Linked DNA regions of Homo sapiens: region 2 is linked to region 1. Evidence: chromatin contacts called from ENCODE POLR2A ChIA-PET data. All regions are on one chromosome and are shown on one strand. Each heading gives the region's core, a stretch centred on a gene start or an enhancer-like site at or near the end of the contact. The rest is flanking DNA. Distances are from core to core; before and after follow the strand shown. Region 1 holds the start of BBC3 (BCL2 binding component 3). Region 2 overlaps DHX34 (DExH-box helicase 34).

Region 1 (4,809 bases), core at 2,131-4,630:
TCTCCCTGCAACAGGAATCCTCCAGGGGGTCTAGAGGACCCAGACTGGGGGAGGGGAGCTGGGATGCAGCTGTTGCCCCAGGCCCGGAAGAGACAGTGGGCTGCAATTCGGGGACTGCAGTCAGATTCCAGGAGGGACTTCCCACTTGACCTCCCCCTCCACCCCCAGCCTCCGTCTTCCTGCTTCTTGCAACACAAAGACCACATTGGCCACACCCTCCCAGTGGCCCGGCTGGGCCCGCCACCTCCCCCCGTCCTCTCCCACTTCTCCAGTTCCTCCGAGTCTCCAGCCCTCTCTCTTCCCGGCTCCTATCACCCCGGGGGCGGGGCGGGCACTCACCGTCCGGGCGCGGGCCTCGGGGCCGGCTGCGGGGACCCCCAGGCCAGCGGGAACCCCCCAGGGCGGCGGTGACGGCGGGTGGGGCGGTGGGGGCGCAGAGGTAGGCAGCGGGCAGCAGGGTGGGGGCGGCGGGGGCGGCAGCCAGGCCGGGCTCGCAGAGGCCGCAGGACACTGCCGAGGGCACCAGGCGGCCGAGCGGGAAGGGGCGCGGGCCGTCGCGGGCCAGGCCCTCTACGGGCTCCGGGGAGCTGCCCTCCTGGCGTGCGCGGGCCATGGCGCTCCCTGGGGCCTGCGGGACACGGGAGGAGGAGCAGGTCAGCAGGGAAGTACCAGGGCCCACTGTACCTCCAGCCTACCCGGGGTTAGGACCCAGATGGAGAAGAGTGGAGGTGTGTGTGCATGCGGAGGGGGTGACGGCCCCACAGAGACACGCCCAGCCGGGGGATGACACCACCGGGTCCTGGCTGGCCTGGAGAGCCTCCCGTGCATACGGTGATGGGCACACAGGAGGGACAGGGGGCACAGGACGGCTCTCACAGCAAGGACAGGGCTCACACAGGACGGATGGAGGGGTCTAGCAGGTGTGTGTATGAGGGCTGTGACAGTCCCACAACACAAACTCACTCCACTTGGGACTCACAGCATGGGCTGGTGGGGACAACTTTCCCAACACAGCGACGGGCACACAGGGAGGGCAGTGAGGCACAGCGAGGCCCCCACAGCACACACACAAGGACTCACACGGGACTGGCCAGCCTGACCGCCCACCCCACCTCCCACTTGCACACAAACACTGAGATGGCCCCAGTCTCGGACATCACTACTCAGTACACACAATACACACACACCCCCGACCAAAGCAGGAGCATCCAGACAGACCATCACAAGCACTCTACATACTGCGCACACTGGCTGGCACAATCCATCCCCACACATCCAAACTGTCAAAGTCTCACACACTGACCCACTGTTGATATGCCCAGGGGCACATGCAAACACAATGCAGCCTTTGCAAACACAAACACACACACACAAGCTAGGCACTGCCTCAGTTCCCAAACATGCCCCTCTCCACACACACACACTCACTCCAGAGATAAGACCTGCACACCTCTGGACTCACATATCAACACAAAACAGACACCCACGGACACACATACATCAACACCCCCAAAACACACCCACATGTCACCAACTCTCAGGACACACGTAGATCAGGCACACACAGACACATGCCATCAGACCTCAACACACCACCAGACACCAACCCACCCTCCTCACGCAACCCTCAAACATCATCACCAACTGTCAGCAACACACACACACACACACCCTACAGCTAACTCTAATCCCACACAGCCCAGCAGCACACACACCTAGCGCACCCACAGAAAACACTGGTCTCACGTGACTGACATAAACACTACACACACGCAGCCCACATGACACACATGAGCCAGCCGATCACAGTGACAAGCCCCTCAGACCCAACACACACACACACACACAGGCTCAGACACAACCCCATCCAGAGGCTGCCAGCAACACCCACCGTCTACACTGCATAGACCCCACAGATCCTGGGTCCTCAAATCCCAGACGCTGATGCCAGACACACAAGCCAAACCCAGACTGAAACAACCCCCCACCACACACATACATACACACACACACTCACACCTGACAACTCACACAGACACCTGGACAGAAAACAGACATTTGCATTTAGCAGGCGCAGCATCACAAACGCTGGGCAAAAGACACATGCCCCGGAGATACAGAGACGGCCTCAGCCAAGACAGAAACACACAGGCAAGACACAAGCACACATATCGCACGCTCGGGCAAGACACACACATAAACACACAAACAGCTCACTCCAGCAACACACACACACTACAACCTCCACACCCCAGCACACGCAGGCACCACAGACCCCCAGTATCATCCCGGAACAGCACACACAGACAACTCTCACCGACAACACACGCAGGTCCACCCACCCCACAAGCAGGGCACCCACAGACAGAACCCCACACAAACAGGCGCGGGGACTCACGCAGACACCCCGACGGGTCAGAAACCCCAACATTCCTCTGGATCGACACCACCACTCCCTGCAGAACCCAGCACAAACTCGGAGCCAGACACGCGCACACACCCAGGCGAGACACCTGCAGATCCACAACCCCGCACACGCGCGCTCCCACGGCGGTCCCAGACACCCCCCTCCGCTGTCACAGCCCCCCCCACCGCCGCCACGTGCGCCCGCCCCGCCCGCCAGGCGAGCGCGGGGCCAATAACCGGCTGTTGCTGGGGCGCAGCCCCCGCCCGCAGGAGCCGCAGACTCCACGGCCCGCGAGCCGCCCCCCGTCGCCGCCCCCAGCGGGCGCGCGCCCTGGGTGTGGCCGCCCCTCCGTGCCGCCCCCCCGCCCCTCCCGGACTTTGGGGGCTGGGGCACCCCTGGGGTCGACCCTCTTCCCCGGGGCCGCACTGGCCGCCAGGGGGCGCTGCCGAGCCCGCACCCCATTGTTTGTAAACAAACCCGCCAGACCGCCGAGGCACCTGTGCGCCCAGACCGGCGCCCCAACGCCGAGCCGCCTCTCACCCGGCGACCCTGGCCCAGGGTCCCTCGCGGGGTTTGGAGAGGCGCGGTGTGGGGAGGCAGGGCGCCCACACTGCTCTCCGCCTGCACTCCTGTCACCTCCTCCAGGGAGTCCACCCGGCCTGGCCGATCGCCGCCGGAGAGGATTCGGGGCGCGCACACTCACCCCGGGGGCATGAACACGCCGGAGGGGGCGGCGGTGGGGGGCGGGCGGCTTCCTTCAGGAGGGCGCGCCCGCCGAGCGCCGCTCTCCGCGGCGGCTGCTGCTGTGGCTGTCGCTGCTGCTGCCGCTCTAACTGCAGTGGCGGCTGCTGTGGCTGTGGCTGCTGCTGCTCCCCGGGCCGCAGGCGCGTCCGCGTCGTGGCCGCTGCTGGGATCGCTGGTGCCGCCGCCGCCGCCGCCAGGCGCCCGCTCGCATGTGGCTCGCGCCGCGTCTCAGGCCGCCCGGCGGATCCCGGGCCCGCTCCAAAGCCGCCCCGCCCCGCCCCGCCCCGCCCCCGCCCGGCGGGTCCCACGCCCCGCCCCCGCGTGACGCTACGGCCCCGCCCGCCCGCCGCGGACAAGTCAGGACTTGCAGGCGCGCGCCGCGCCCCCCCCTACCTCCGCGCCGGGGGTTTCCCTGCAGCGGGGGACGGGGCAGGGCCTAGCCCAAGGCAAGGAGGACCCAGGCGCTGTGCGGCGGGGTGTGGGGAGATCGCCCAGACACCGGGACAGTCGGACACACACACTGACTGGGACCCACAGATCCACACCCCCAGCGATGCGTACACAGACCGACCGACGGGCGTTCCAGGGTCCACAAAGTCACGTGCAGGCAGAGCCCAGAGGATGTACTCACAGACACAAGGCCACAGTCTCGCAAATCCACACCATGGACAGGGGCATGAGCACACACACTCACATACTGATGGGGCTCACACTTACACACACCCAGACGGAAATGCACAGACTCACTAACAGGGTCCCCTGGACAAGCAGACGGACACAATGACAGGGCCACACACAGTTGCAGAAACACCCACACTGATGATCACACCTGGGCCCACAAACTGTGTTCACAAACAACCCTACCGAACAGGCACCCACACCACACACACGGTGGTGCAACCACACAGACATAGGCGGAGTGCTTATCAGGAAACACAAACTTGCTGATAGGCACAGGGGACACACACATACACACAGACACCTGTTACAGGGATACCTGGATACACGGCCAAATCCAAATCACACTCCCACAGGGACATACACAAATGCACTCACACAATTTCACAGCTAACACATTAAAACTATCAGAAAGTGACATTCGCCCGACACGGTGGCTCATGCCTGTAATCCCAGCACTTTGGGAGGCCAAGGTGCGTGGACTGCCTGAGGTCAGGAATTCGAGACCAGCCTGACCAACATGATGAAACCCCATCTCTACTAAAAATACAAAATTAGCCGGGCGTTGTGGCGCATGCCTGTAATCCCAGCTACTTGGGAGGCTGAGGCAGGAGAACTGCTTGAACCCGGGAGGCGGAGGTTGCAGTGAGCCGAGATAGTGCCATTGCACTCTAGCCTGGGCAACAAGAGCAAACTCCGTCTTAAAAATAAAAATAAAGGAAAGAAACTGACATTCAGAGACACAAACCAAATCAGACATAGAAGAAACTGACCACCCACACATGTCACAAAGTCACACCTGTGACAGCTTCTTGCTAACTGGCCCACTGCACACACGTCGGAGCATGCACACCTGGCCACACTCACCACAAATCTGGCAGGGGACCCACGTCGTGGAAGCAGCCCTGGGCACCTGGCATGGACATGCCTGGGCAGACCCCATGCCAAATTTCATCCTGTCTCATAGCTTTCCATTCCGT
Region 2 (4,559 bases), core at 920-3,419, 130 kb after region 1:
AAAAGATGTGTGAGGAAATGAAAGAATAAATGAACAAAATGTCAGAGTTGGGCCCAGAATAAGCCCTCAGTTAGCATTAACAGAATAAAGGAGTAAGTGAGGGTGTTGGCGAGTGACAAGAGCCAGGCGCGTGGCCAGCTGCACGTGGCTGCCACACACAGACTCCCTTTCCTCATTGCTCCCATCCAGGAAAGGTGAAGGAGATGAGCTACGATCCGCAGGCCAAGCTGCAACGGCTGCAGGAGTTCTGGATTAGTCAGGCCAGCGCAGAGCAGCGGAAGGGCCGGGCGGGCCGCACGGGCCCCGGAGTCTGCTTCCGCCTCTATGCCGAATCGGACTATGATGCCTTCGCCCCCTACCCCGTCCCAGAAATTCGGAGGGTGGCCCTGGACTCGTTGGTGCTGCAGGTGAGGCATGGGCAGAAAGGGGACTATATCCTAACTGCTGGCACAGGGAGGAACCTGGGAGGCCTTTTTTATTTTATTTTATTTTATTTTATTTTGAGATAGCGTCTTGCTCTGTCACTCAGGCTAGAGTGCAGTGCTGTGATCATGGCTCACTGCAGCCTCCATATTACAGGCTCAAATGATCCTCCTACCTCCACCTGCCAAGTAGCTGGGACCACAGGCACACACCACCACGCTTGGCTAACTTTTAAATTTTTATTTATTTATTTATTTTTGAGACGGAGTCTCCCTCTGTCGCCCATGCTGGAGTGCAGTGGTGCGATCTCGGCTCACTGAAACCTCCGCCTCCCAGGTTTAAGTGATTCTCCTGCCTCAGCCTTCCTAGTAGCTGGGACTACAGGTGTGCACCACCAAGCCCAGTTAATTTTTTGTATTTTTTTTTAGTAGAGATGGGGTTACACCATGTTAGCCAGGATGGTCTTGATTTCCTGACCTTGTAATCCACCCTCCTCGGCCTCCCAAAGTGCTGGGATTACAGGCATGAGCCACCGCGCCCGGCCTAACTTTTTTTATTTTTAGTAGAGATCAGGTCTTGCTATGTTGCCCAGGCTGGTCTCAAACTCCTGAGCTCAAGTGATCTTCCCACCTTGGCCTTCCAAAGTACTGGGATTACAGCCATGAGCCATTGTGCCCAGCCAGCCAGGAAGCATTTACATAGGACCCAACCCCAGAGTGTCAGGGTCAGGAAGGATAGGGCTAGCCAAGCCACTGAGGGGAACCCATCCCTTCCAAATGTCAAAACCCTTGTTGAGGGGAGAATTGTTCCTTAAATCCATAGGGTCAGCTGGGCATGGTGGCTCACACCTGTAATCCCAGCACTTTGGGAGGCCAAGGCAGGTGGATCACTTGATACCAGGAGTTTGAGACCAGCATGACCAACATGGTGAAACCAGTCTCTATTAAAAATACAAAAAATTAGCCGGGTGTGGTGGTGTGCACCTGTAAGCCCGGCTATTTGGGAGGCTGAGGCAGGAGAATTGCTTGAACCCAGGAGGTGGAGGTTGCGGTGAGCCGAGATCACACCACTGCACTCCAGCCTGGGCGATAGAACAAGACTCCATCTCAAAAAAAAAAAAAAAAAAAATGTCCATAGGGTCAAAGGAAGAACCAGTGACTCAATCAGAATGCTTTCAGCTGTAACAGGAAACCTAGCAGGAAAGGGCTTTTAAAACCAGGGTTTCTCAATACATTTTATGTCATGATTTGTATCTCATTTGTTAATTTAGCATAGGTTAGACTGCCATGACAAATACACATGGTCACGAATGGCCAACAGCGGAATGGTGGTTTACAGGTTGGCAGGCAATTTTCTTTATTCAGGGACCCAGGGTCCTTCACTCTTGTGGCTCTATAATCTCCCCAGGGGCTTTTCCTGCATATGTGTCCAGCCAGCCAAAGGGTCAAGGGCATGGGAAGTGAGTACAGGAGGGTTTGCGGGTCGAGCCTGCAAATGGTGCACTTGCCTTGCACTCACCACTCCTGGTCAGTCCTCAGTCTCGTGGCCACGCCCAACCGTGAAGGAGGCTGGGAAGTGTAGTCCTTGTGCTCAGGAACAAAAGGAAAAGGAAAGTTGGGAGCAGCTGATGGTGTCTGCCACAGGCTCACGTGCGGGTGTAGCACAAACCAGTGGCCTTCCTGCAGGAGGTGCACACTATTTTCTATTCTGTTTGATTTCATCTTTTAAAAAAAAAAATACTAGTGCTGCCGGGCACAATGAGTGACTCATGCCTGTTATCCCAGCACTTTGGGAGGCTGAGGCAGGAGGATTGCTTGAGGCCAGGAAGTCGAGACCAGCCTAGGCAACACGGTGAGGCCCTGACTCTAGAAAAAATTTAAAAATTAGCCCAGTGTGATGGCACACACCTGTGGTCCCACGCAGGAGGCTGAGGCAGGAGGATCGCTAGAGCCCAGGAGTTCGAGGCTGCAGTGAGCCTTGATTGCATCACTGCACTCCAGCCTGAGTGATAGAGCAAGACCCTGTCTCATAAAAAAACAAAGTCCATGGGGTAGGTAGTCTTACCCTAATTTTTGGACCAGAAGAAGGATGCAGAGAGAGAGAAAATATTGCCCCAGGTCACACAGCTGGCAAGTAGTAGAGTCAGGGCTCCATCCGAGGCCACCAGGCGTCAGAGCCTGCTTCGTGAGTGGCCGCTGGCTCCAGGCACAGTGGGCGTCACCTCCTCCTCCTTTACCATCCGGAGGCAGAAGCAAGGAACTGCCCTTCTCTGTGGGTCTAATTTTTAAGGCCACAGGAACATTTTCTAGACTCCTCTGGCCAGTCTCTCATCCTCTCTTGTCAGCAGAACCGGGTCATATGTGTTCACCCTATGCCCCGCAATTGTCTAGGGTTGTGGCATTGCCTGAGTTGATCAGAGCAGTGTCTCAGCCCCAGCTGCATACTAGAAACACCTGGAGAATTTAAAAAAACCCCAGGCCCTGCCCCCTGCCTCTTTAAATTGAGCTTCTAATGTAAAGGTTATTTATTTATTTATTTATTTATTTATTTATTTATTTTTGGGACAGAGTCTCACTCTGTCGCCCAGGCTGGAGTGCAGTGGTGTTATCTCGGCTCACTGCAACCTCCACCTCCCAGGCTCAAGTGGTTCTCCTGCCTTGGCCTCCCGAGTAGCTGGGACCACAGATGGGTGCCACCAGGCCCAGCTAATTTTTGTAATTTTAGTAGAGAGGGAGTTTCACCATGTTGATCAGGCTGGTCTTGAACTTCTGACCTCAGGTGATCTGCCTGCCTTAGCCTCCCAAAGTGTTGGGATTACAGGCATGAGCCACCGCGCCCGGCCTATAAAGGTTTTTAAATGAGTATTGGGTGAACTCATAGACGGCATCAAGGCTTGGTCAGCAGGGAGGAAGGAGCAGCAGCTGCTTGCAGGTGGACGCCAGAACTTCTAGTGCCCTCGGATCAAAGCCAGGCAAACAGACTTCTCTGAGCTTCCTTCTCGCTCTCTGGCTGTCACATGAGCTGCCTTGCCAGCCTCTCCTTCTTCCAGTCACCAGAGAGGTGCTGTTTGCTTACGTATGCCACGCCAGACCCCGGGGTGGACATATGCTGTCACTTAATTCTCCCACCATCTACTGCCTGCCTGGACTGCTGCATTAATTGGGATTCTTTTGGTTGTAAGTGAGAGAAATACAACTGAAACTATTGTAGGCAGAAAGGGGGATCTTACCATTTTGTGCATTCATGAGGCGGCATGTCTAACTTAGGAACAATCCAAGAATTTCTCCATCTGCTGTAGGTGGGCCCATTTCCAAAAAATGGACAAAGTCAAAGGTCACAGCAGTTCTGGGTTAATAAGATAGCCTTCCATCCTGGCCACAACCAGAGAGGATGCTGGGAATGCTCTTCCTGGCTCCAGTCTCATGGAAGGATTCTGATTGGTCCAGCTCAGGTCACGTGCCTCTCCTCCATGGTCTGGGGCAAGATGTGCTAGGCAGACAGATACAGAGACAGCAGCCCTCCTTGCCTGCCTCTGCACAGTGGATCTTGACATTGGGAATTTTATTTTATTTTATTTTATTTTATTTTTGAGATAGAATCTCACTCTGTGGCCCAGGCTGGAGTGCAGTGGTGCAATCTCGGCTCACTGCAACCTCCGCCTTCCAGGTTCAAGCAATTCTCCTGCCTCAGCCTCCCAAGTAGTTGAGATTACAGGCACTCGCCACCACACCTGGCTAATTTTTGTATTTTTAGTAGAGATGGGGTTTCACCATGTTGGCCAGTCTGGTCTCAAACTCCTGACCTCAAGTGATCCACCTGCTGTGGCCTCCCAAAGTGCTAGGATTACAGGCATGAGCCACTGTGCCTGGCTGACACTGGGAATTTGAGATGGAGTCTCGGTGTATTGCCAGGCTGGAGTGCAGTGCAGAGGCGCGATCTCGGCTTACTGCGATCTCCACCTCCTGGGTTCAAGCGATTCTCCTGCCTCAGCCTCCCGAGTAGCTGGGATTACAGTCATGCACCACCACTAATTTTTGTATTTTTAGTAGAGACGGGGTTTCACCATGTTGGCCAGGATGGTCTTGAACTCCTGACCTCAAGTGATCCGCTTGCCTTGGCCTTTCAAAGTGCTGGGA

Evidence for each region. ChIA-PET counts read pairs that join two places held with the same protein, here RNA polymerase II (POLR2A).
Region 2: POLR2A ChIA-PET joins it to region 1 with 13 read pairs in activated T-cell. The contact joins the enhancer-like site here to the promoter of BBC3 in region 1. POLR2A ChIA-PET finds 5 or more read pairs at or near these places in 3 of 52 experiments (H1, K562 and activated T-cell).

The regions. Positions count from the first base shown.
Region 1 is chr19:47,227,819-47,232,627 of GRCh38, forward strand. BBC3 (BCL2 binding component 3) reads right to left here and starts at 3,381. Exons shown (of 4, transcript NM_014417.5): 1 at 3,111-3,381; 2 at 340-628. The coding sequence starts at 613. RefSeq lists enhancers at 1-206, 3,769-3,888, 4,598-4,809, 4,648-4,809 and silencers at 239-678, 2,539-3,258, 3,399-3,628.
Region 2 is chr19:47,362,287-47,366,845 of GRCh38, forward strand. DHX34 (DExH-box helicase 34) reads left to right here. Exons shown (of 17, transcript NM_014681.6): 6 at 190-407. Among named protein-coding and RNA genes, the nearest start is that of DHX34, 15 kb to the left of the region's middle. Within about 2 kb of position 2,170, at least 4 of the 41 ENCODE cell types and tissues checked have a DNase peak (open chromatin) inside an H3K27ac peak, as active enhancers do.